Regions from separate parts of the Homo sapiens genome. Here all the other regions are linked to region 2. Evidence: chromatin contacts called from ENCODE Hi-C or POLR2A ChIA-PET data. All regions are on one chromosome and are shown on one strand. The core of a region is the stretch at or near the end of the contact, and the rest is flanking DNA. Distances in the headings are between cores, read along the strand shown. Region 1 overlaps JPH2 (junctophilin 2). Region 2 overlaps LOC101927200 (a long non-coding RNA gene). Region 3 overlaps JPH2 (junctophilin 2).

Evidence for each region. A loop is a pair of places that touch in the nucleus more often than their neighbours do. ChIA-PET counts read pairs that join two places held with the same protein, here RNA polymerase II (POLR2A). Pooled maps may share reads with other maps.
Region 1: a pooled map shows a loop between it and region 2 (2.0-fold over the local background). The contact joins two enhancer-like sites. A Hi-C loop is called at or near these places in 3 of 50 pooled maps. POLR2A ChIA-PET finds 5 or more read pairs at or near these places in 6 of 52 experiments (A549, AG04450, CD4-positive, alpha-beta T cell and 3 more).
Region 3: a loop to region 2 is called in a map of esophagus squamous epithelium, with 4 times the contacts of the local background. The contact joins two enhancer-like sites. A Hi-C loop is called at or near these places in 8 of 168 maps with a recorded cell type or tissue (A673, CD4-positive, alpha-beta T cell, chondrocyte and 5 more), 1 of 37 single-sample maps with no recorded cell type and 15 of 50 pooled maps. POLR2A ChIA-PET finds 5 or more read pairs at or near these places in 3 of 52 experiments (MCF 10A, PC-9 and WTC11).

Annotation. Positions count from the first base shown.
Region 1 is chr20:44,115,566-44,118,495 of GRCh38, forward strand. It overlaps JPH2 (junctophilin 2), which reads right to left. Exons shown (of 6, transcript NM_020433.5): 4 at 100-821. Among named protein-coding and RNA genes, the nearest start is that of JPH2, 70 kb to the right of the region's middle. RefSeq lists an enhancer at 1,084-1,378. Within about 2 kb of position 1,251, at least 5 of the 41 ENCODE cell types and tissues checked have a DNase peak (open chromatin) inside an H3K27ac peak, as active enhancers do.
Region 2 is chr20:43,751,227-43,754,382 of GRCh38, forward strand. The region is part of intron 1 of LOC101927200 (a long non-coding RNA gene); the gene reads left to right. Among named protein-coding and RNA genes, the nearest start is that of GTSF1L, 26 kb to the left of the region's middle. RefSeq lists enhancers at 237-436, 627-696, 1,197-1,276. Within about 2 kb of position 1,442, at least 3 of the 41 ENCODE cell types and tissues checked have a DNase peak (open chromatin) inside an H3K27ac peak, as active enhancers do; they include PC-9, where a contact is called at or near this core.
Region 3 is chr20:44,176,050-44,179,141 of GRCh38, forward strand. All of the region lies in intron 1 of JPH2 (junctophilin 2), which reads right to left. Among named protein-coding and RNA genes, the nearest start is that of JPH2, 9.6 kb to the right of the region's middle. RefSeq lists an enhancer at 1,332-1,832. Within about 2 kb of position 1,287, at least 9 of the 41 ENCODE cell types and tissues checked have a DNase peak (open chromatin) inside an H3K27ac peak, as active enhancers do; they include PC-9, where a contact is called at or near this core.

The DNA.
Region 1 (2,930 bases), core at 1-2,500, 360 kb after region 2:
ACCCCAGCAACCCCCAAATCCCCTGCCCCTGAATCCTCCCTCAAGCCCTGCTACCTCTAGGGAACCCGACCTTAGGCACACCTTGCCCGACAGCCTCACCTCTTCCACCTCCACCTCCGCCTCTGCCGCCAGTGCGGCCTCCTTCCGCGCCTTCTTCTTGGCCCCCGCCTTGGTCAGCCCTCGAGCCTCAGTCTTGCGGGCCTTGGCCCTGGGCTCGGCTTTGGGGATGATGGGCTTGGGCTCCAGCTTGGCGGGGGTCTCGCGTGCAGGCTCGGGGCCTCGGAGCGTGGGGGCCTGCAGCGGGGCGGTGGCCGGGGACGAGGGCGCGGACTCGGACCCGGAGACCTCGGGCTCGGGCTGGTCCTCAAAGGGTGGGGGCTCGGGCGGCGTGGTGCGCACAGCATAGCTGTGGTAGCCCTGGTAAAGCGCCACCTCCGGCTCCCGCGACGGCGCAGGCGGTGCCTGCAGAGCCTCGATGGCCATGCGCTCGGTGGCTGGACGCGCGGGGCTGCGGCGGCCCGCGCCCTCGGACGGAGTGACTGACCGGCTGCCCTCACCGCTGGGCTCGCCGTTCCAGGCGCCTGGGCTCAGCAGGCCGTCCTTGGACACCCCGGGCCTGGGCCGCTTGGGCTGCGGGGGCGTCCCGGCCGGTGACGGGGAGCCACCCTCGGGCCGAGGGGTCTCACGCTCGTGCAGCTGCGGGCTCTCGCGGGGCGGCTGTGGGAGGCCCGCTGCGCCGGCGCCCCGGTCGGGGGGCTCCAGCAGGCTCTCCGAGTTCTCCAGGATCTCCTGCAGCAGCCGGCGCTTCTGATATTCCGGACCTGCCAGGGCAACACAGGGAGGCTGGGCTCGAACCCCGCACCACTGTTGGGTGATCCTGGGCCAGCCACTTCACCTCTCGAGCCTCATTCATGGGCTCAGTCGGCACTCACATAGCACTGACCAAGTGCCAGGCACTGTTCCAAGCACTTTCCAAATATTAACTCATCTAATCCCTGTAGTATCCCTATGAAGTTGATGCTACTGTGAACCTCAAAGGGAGGCTCTGAGAGGTTAAATCACTTGCCCAAAGACACACAGCTGTCGAAGGGCAGAGCCAGGACTAGCACCCAGCAGTCTGGCTCCAGAGGCGATGCCCTTTACTTTGGCACGCGTCTCTTTCCATTCCCTTATCTGAAACATGGGCCTGATCATACCTATTTTATAAATACGAATGGAAGGATTGAGAAAATGCATGTCAAAGGCGGAGCTCAGGGCCCCGCACCGGCATAGACCAGCAGGGGGAGCGCTGTGACCAGAAGTGAGGGATCCTCCCAGGCATAGGTTTTCGCTCCTAGGTTTTTCATCAGGCCTCCTTTGGCCTCCTTTCTGCAGCCAGGATCACGTTTAGAAAACACACATCTGATCATGTCATTAACTTAAAAACCCTTCATGGCTGGGCGCGGTGGCTCACGCCTGTAATCCCAGCACTTTGGGAGGCCGAGGCGCGCGGATCACAAGGTCAGGAGATCGAGACGATCCTGGCCAACATAGTGAAATGCTGTCTCTACTAAAAATACAAAAATTAGCTGGGCATGGTGGCGCGTGCCTGTAATCCCAGCTACTCAGGAGGCCGAGGCAGGAGAATTGCTTGAACCAGGGAGTCGGAAGTTGCAGTGAGCTGAGATCGCGCCACTGCACTCCAGCCTGGTGACAGAGCGAGACTCCGTCTCAAAAAAAACAAAAAAACAAAACCTTCATCGCAGAGAATCCCCATCTCTGTCCCTCAGGGGTTCCCACCACTCTATCCATGTGCCAGATCTCTACCAAGGCCGGGAGGTCCTCCTTACTCTGCAGCCTCGATTCTCAGGACCCACAGCCTACTTTGTGATGTGGCTTCCTGGCATGCTGCTCTGTCCGAGTTTCTGTGCCTTTGCACCTCCTCCACTCATCCCACCCAGCGCTATCTGGTACAGCAGCTCTCAAAGTGTGGTCTCAGACTAGCAGTATCCACATCGCCTGATCCTTAGAAATGCACATTCATTCATGGGCTCCACCTGAGACCTACTGAATCAGAAACTCTGGGGGTGGACCCAGCAATCTGTGTCAAATTTGAGACCCACTGACTTGATAGACTCTTGTTCAGCCTGCAAGATTCAGCTCAAATGGCCTCTCCTGAGGGCAGCCTTCTCTAACACTTCCTCTTGCCTAACTGCTTCCTGTGAGCTCCCTCCTCTCCCATTCTAACCGCACAGTGCTCATCCTGCTGTGTGAAATGGAACCATAATCATGAAACAACAGCCACAGTCACTGAGAGCTTACTGAGGACTGGGAATGTACCTTACATGCATTTAATCCATGCACAAAAAAGCAGGCACCATTCTTACTACCATTTTACAGATCAGGAAACTGAGGTTTACAGAGGTTAAACACCTCACTCAAAGTCTCACAGCTGGGAAGCAGCGGAATCAGGGTTTGAATGAATGCAGAGTCTGTTTATGGTACCCCTAGCTCTGTTGTTTTTGTGACTCTCTGCTCCCCTAGATTTTGGAACCCACTTATGTAACCCCAGAGCCTGGTACAGTGCCTGACACATGGACAGTGCTCAATGCTTGACTGAAACTGTTGGGCAAGTGCAAGAAGCCATTTTTCCCTCTCATCCACCAGTGACTTCTCTCCTCTAAGCTTCACCAGCTCCAACTGTCTTCCCTGCTCAGAGCAGAGAGAAAAGACCACTTGGAGTGACTCTGCTGCCCTCCCCTCGAGCTCAGCATGAAGGCAGAGATGTGTCTCCCCACCTACCCCTGCATCATCCCATCCCACATTTGCACCATGCCCCAGTTTCTGAGACTCACGGGCATCCAGGAAACCACTTGGGCATCTCAGATTCCAGTAAGCAAAGAAAAGCGCCCACCCTAGGGATAGCCCTACCCTGCCCATCCTTCCCTGGC
Region 2 (3,156 bases), core at 192-2,691:
GGAAGCACTGGGCAACTGCGGGGACCAGAGCTGTCTTGGCCACCTGCAGGGACCAGCTGAGAAGTGTGTTTAACCACAGTGAACATTACCGTTGGCATCGCTGTCTTGTTGAAAACAAAGTGAAATTGGAGAACATACTGTTGTCTTGAACTAGGCCAAGATGACTAATTATTAGACTCACTTTTGAAAGGTTACCATATACAGACATGCGCTGAGGTGGAGAGAGGAGAGTTTGGAAATCTGATTCATTCTGAAACCCCAATAGATGGAACTCTTGCTCAGTTTCTGAGCATAATGACTGTGAACATTCGGTTTAACGCAGCTGTCACCACAGGCAAGGTGCAAAACAAAATGTTTCGTACCAGCTCCTTGGAGTGTCATGGGGCAGCTCATGGCAGCCCTGGGGAGATCTCTGCTAGATGGTGAAGGGTGTGCAACGTGGGTGCTGGTGTTGGGGAATTGAGGGGACGCCAGACCTCAAATCTGGGATCTGAGTCTGAGGGATGGCTTTGCCACAAGTGGACCATGTGGCTTAGGTTAACTTCCTCCTTTCTTTGGGCCTTAGTTTCCTCATCTGGAAAATGAAGGGCTAGACCAGATGCTCTCCAAGAACTTCTCTAGTTTTGTTGTTCTATGGCCTTTGCTGGTGGTGTGACTTTGGATGTTACCTTCAGCTCCTGGGTTTTAGTTTCCTTTTGAGCATTTTAGAGTTCCCCAAGAGTGTTGGTTTATTTCACTCCCCATTTGCTGCCCCCACCAATGAAGTCTAGCGACTCGAAATCTCCTTCTCCAGACTCCACTGAGAACAAACCACCCTAGTTCCTTGCCCTGTGGGTCAGTGGTTTAATCTGGGGATGCGTGAGTCCCTTGGTCCTGTCTGGAGATGCATAAATCCACTGTGGCCCGATGTGGGGATTCCAAGTCCTTGAGGTCTAATCTGGGGATGCATGTGGTCCAGTACTCACAGACCCAAGGGGGCCTGAAGGCACCTGGACCCTTCAGGAAGTCCTGTCTCTGGGACTTACAAGGGAACATTCGTGAAGCTGGTATCAGGGCTGAACGTGGATTGGGGCTTTCTGAGGGCCAAGTGCAGGCACTCATTTCCTTCTCACATTATTCCCACCTCTGAGGGGCAGAGGGTCTAAGTAATTTTCCCAAGGCCACACAGGGAGCAAGGGGCAGAGGTGGCATGTGTGCCCAAGCCTGTTTGATTCAAACTGTCGTTAACTTTGGAAACTGACCCCACCATCTCATTTATTTCTCACAACAAATACATCCATTAACAGGTATCAAGGCTTAGAGGCTTCATAGCAAAACAGAGTGGAGACCTGGTAGGTAAGCAGGCAGCTTCCAGATTTCTCCACCCAGCCCCCACTTCCTGGCCAGGAACTGGAGGCAGGGAAGTTCCATTGCCCATATAGCTGCATGACTTTTCATTTGCCCGTTCCTGTGGTCAGACTCAGTGGTGTGAGACTTCCTGTGGTTGAGCCGAGTGATGCAAGAACGTCGCTGTGCAGGGCTGTGGTCCTACACCGTCCACTTTATTGGTTGTCTAAGACATCTTCAATGGTAAAATGGGAAAGGCATAGTTTTTGTCCTGAACGTTGTCCTTACACCTAAGCCAGACTTGATCAGATGCCACATGGGGCGTATCCTCCTGAGCATCCCACGTCTACCGCCTGCCTTGGATGTCTGACATCAAGTATGTAAGTGCTTGTGTCTGGACCTGAACTTCACTCCAAATAGCGGGGTTGGCTACAGGTCAGTTACCCATGTGAGATTATAGTGCCCTGACTGGTTATTCTTTTTTTTTCTTTTCTTTTCTTAAGACAGGGTCTAGCTCGGTTGCCCAGGCTGCCGTGCAGTGGTGTGATTGCTCTGCCTCCTGGGCTCAAGCCATCCCCCCACCTCAGCCTCCTGAGTAGCTTGAACTACAGGCATGCACCACTGTGCCAGCTAACTTTTGCATTTTAGTAGGGATGGGGTTTTGCTATGTTGGCCAGGCTGGTCTTGAACTCATGGCCTCAAGTGATCCACCCACCTTGGCCTCCCAAAGTGATGAGATTACAGGCGTGAGCCACTGTGCCTGGCCACCTGACTGGTTATTCTTATCAAGATGAGAACAGAACTGAAATTGAACATAAGCCACCATTAATTATCATCAGTAATGTATTTAAGAATATAAGGCATAATTTTAAGTTACACTAAAATAAATATAAATGGCTTGACACAAGTAAACGTTCTTGCTCAACCCTTGATACCCTCTAGGGATGGATCTGAAGATCCATCCCCTAGACACATGAATATGATTTTTCAAATCATTATTATTACAGTTTTATAGAGACAGGGTCTTACTCTGTTGCCTAGGCTGGAGTACAGTGGTGTGACCACGGCTTACTCCTGGGCTCGAACTCCTGGGCTCCAGAGATCCTCTGTATTCATCTGTTCTCGCACTGCTGTAAAGAAATACCTGAGACTGGGTAATTTATAAAGAAAAGAGGTTTAATTGCCACATGATTCTGCAGGCAATACAGATGCTGGCATCTGCTTGGCTTCTGAGGAGGCCTCAGAAAGCTTCCAGTCATGGTAGAAGGTGAAGGAGAAGCACACGCATCGCATGGCCAGAGTAGGAGTGAGTGGAAAATGGGGCACTGCTACACACTCTTTTTTTTTTTTTTTTTTGAGGCAGAGTCTTGCTCTGTCACCCAGGCTGGAGTGCAGTGGCGTGATCTCAGCTCACTGCAAGTTCCGCCTCCTGGGTTCACGCCATTCTCCTGCCTCAGCCTCCCAAGTAGCTGGGACTACAGGCGCACACCACCACGCCCGGCTAATTTTTTGTATTTTTGTAGTAGAGACGGGGTTTCACCGTGTTAGCCAGGATGTTCTTGATCTCCTGACCTCGTGATCTGCTTGCCTGGGCCTCCCAAAGTGCTGGGATTACAGGCGTGAGCCACCGCACCCGGCCTGCTACACATTTTTAAACAACCAGATCTTGCAATAACTCACTCACTCACACAACAATAACAGTACCAAGGGGATGTCGTTAAACCATTTGTGAAGGACCACCCTCATGATCTAGTCACCTCCCACCAGGCCCCACCTCCAACCCCAGGGATTACAATTCAACATGCTATTTAGGCGGGGACACAGATCCAA
Region 3 (3,092 bases), core at 37-2,536, 420 kb after region 2:
TCAGGCAAAAGCCTTGGGACCATCTTTAACTCCTCTTTCTCTCAATCCTATCCAGTCTATAAGTTTTGCTTCAAAATGTGTCTTCTCACCACCTCTGCTACTACAAGGTAGTGGTGCAAACCACCATCTTCTCACCAGTCATAATGTAATAAACTCACTACCAGGTCTCCATGCCACCTCCCCTCACCTAATACCTATTTTCCCAAAACAGCCTTTTCTCAACACAAGAGCTAAAAGAATCTCATCAAATGGGTCAGATCCTATCTGTCTTTTTTTTTTTTTTTTTTTTTTAGAGATAGGGTCTCACTGTGTTGCCCAGGCTGGTCTTGAACTCCTGGGCTCAAGCAATCCTCCTGCCTTGGCCTCTTAAAGCGCTGGCCTTCTCTGTACATCCCATCAAGGGTACATACTGTAGGTTTGTCTGTCACTGATGATGTTAAATTTGATCACTTTGTTAAAAGGTAGCCATAGGCCGGGCACAGTGACTCATGCCTATAATCCCAGCAATTTGGGAAGCTGAGGCAGGAGGATGGCTCGGGCTCAGAAGTTTGAGACCAGCCAGGGCAACATGGAGAAACCCCGTCTCTACAAAAAAATTAGCCAGGCATGGTGATGTGTGCCTGTAATCCTAGGTACTTGCAGGCTGGGGTGGGAGGATCACTTGAGCCCAGGAGGTCGAGGCTGCAGTGAGCCGTGATTGTACCATTGCACTCCAGCCTGGGTGACAGAGCAAGACCCTGTTAAAAAAAAGAAAAAGAAAAAAAAGGTATCCATAAAGGATTCCAATTTAATTAAAAATAGAAATAATAAAAACATGGTACATGCCATCCAGAGTGTCCCCTGCAGGCTGCATGCAGCTGTCCAGCCTCCATGTGTGACTCCAGCTCTACCCCATCCACAGCAATGGGCAGCCAGCAGTGGCAGGAAGACCTCCAGGCACAAGGTGCTCATTCCTGGCCTGGAGCAGGGGTCACTCTGGAGTTCCTAGCACACCTGGGCTGCTCTGTGGATTCTGCCAGGCACAGATCTGTGCCAGGCAACTCTCATCAGTTCCCTTTAAGCAGGGAGTGAAAGTTACACGGGAGGGAGGTGTGCCAGCCCTAACTTCTCTCCTACTCTGTGGCTTCAGCTCGGGAAGGGATAGGTGAGAACAAGGATAACCCTCCAAGGCAGGAAGTCTATGGCAGGAAGCAACCCTGTCCCCCTCGCCCCACACCCCACCCTCAACCAGGGCCCTCAGAAAATGAGACTCGGCATTCCTCATGAGGGTGTGGAGGGCAGGGCCTGCTCCGGGGAACAGCTGCTGGGCACGGAATTAGCAGGTCCCGGAAACAAGCAAGCTCGATGAATCCCAGAAGCCTGGCCTCGGACAGGGGCACGTCTGCAGAGATTTGGCCAATCGGGCACATGAATCACTGAAAACAAGGCCGTGGACAGGAAAGACTAATACGGTCCGCTTTTCTGTTCTGCTAAGGGTCTGCTGTGCTCTCCTGGGGTCTCCATAGAATGCCCAGAAGCTGCCAAGACAGCAGCTCAGCTGACTGTCACGCTGATGCCTGGCTGTGAACTGGGACATGAGATTTCCAAGATGAGGTTAAATTATGCTGATTCTACATTCGAAATGGAATCATGTCTGGCATGGATTCCATCTACACTGGCAGGACTCAAGGCAGAACTAAGCGAATCAAAGTCTTGTCTTATTTACTGTTCCAAAGTCAAAAACTCGTTTTTGTCCTCAAATATCCTCCCGAAGACAGTGACAGCTATGGTTCAGGCCATCCTGAATTAATTCACCCTTTGGAATGTGAAGGAAATACGGGAATATATATTTTGGCATTTCCTATGTGCCAGGCATGATGCTCAGTGCTTCATTGTCTTGTTTCATTGTCTCGACCATATTCTGAGGGCGATTTTAACACATCCCTAAAGGAAAAAAGGAAACAGAAGCTCAGGGAGGTTACATGGTGCACCCAGGTTCATATGGTTAAGAACCGGCACAGCTGGGATTTGAACCCAGATCTGCCTACTCTAAGTCTCAGTTGCTTAAATATCACATGTCTTCCTTTAGTAATATCAGATTCTCTCAGGGCCTCTACACTTGATTTTCAATAACAGTCAAACTATTTTAAGTTAAAAGAGATTCCTTTTCACCTGAAAAACAAAAACAAAAAGATCCACTAGAACTAAGAAATTAACTGAGCAAGGTAAAAGAATTCAAAGTCAATATACAAAAATAGTTGTATTTCTATAAACTAGCAGTGAACAATTGAAAAAATAAAATGTTAAATGCCGTTTACAATAGCACAGAAAATAAAATATCTAGGGATAAAATTAACAAAAGATGTGTAAGACATTGAATTCTCTAAAACATTGCTGCGTGAAATTAAAGAAAACCTAAACAAATAGGGATATATACCATGTTCACGGGTTGGAAGCCTCACTGCTAATAAGATGTCCATTCTCTCAAACTGATCTATAGATTTAATACAGTCTTCATCAAAATCCCAGCAGGCCTTTTTCAGAAATCAAGAGGCTGGTTTTCTTTTCTTTGTTTGTTTTGTTTTGTTTTTGTTTTTGAGACAGGGTCTCACTCTGTTGCCCAGGCTGAAGAAGCTGGTTTTAAAATGGAAATGATCCAGAATAATCCAATTTTGAACAGGAAGAGCAAAGTTGAAGAATTTACTCTGATTTTATGACAATATAAAGCTACAGTAACCAAGGCAGCATGACATTGGCATAAAGATAGACAAACTGATCAACAGAAAAGATATTCTATTATGCAAATAAATAAATAAATATGGAAGTTAAGTTCCTTCAAGCTTATCTCTGCAAGGAACATGTATCACAGGCCCAGAGAATGTGATACCAGGTACTTACTGCTCAGTCCTCCAGCCTGGCAAAATCACGTAACTCCCGTGTTCAGAGTCAATTGGACTAAAATTAGCTGAAGTCATAAGCTTTGAGCAGAAGAAAGAAAACTGGATCCAGAGCGCAGAAGCTTGGGTTTTTGACCCAATCGTCATAATTAAACATAAAGTCTCAACTTTTCAGCATGTAACAATAATAGTAGTAGTAGTAGTAATAAAAGCACT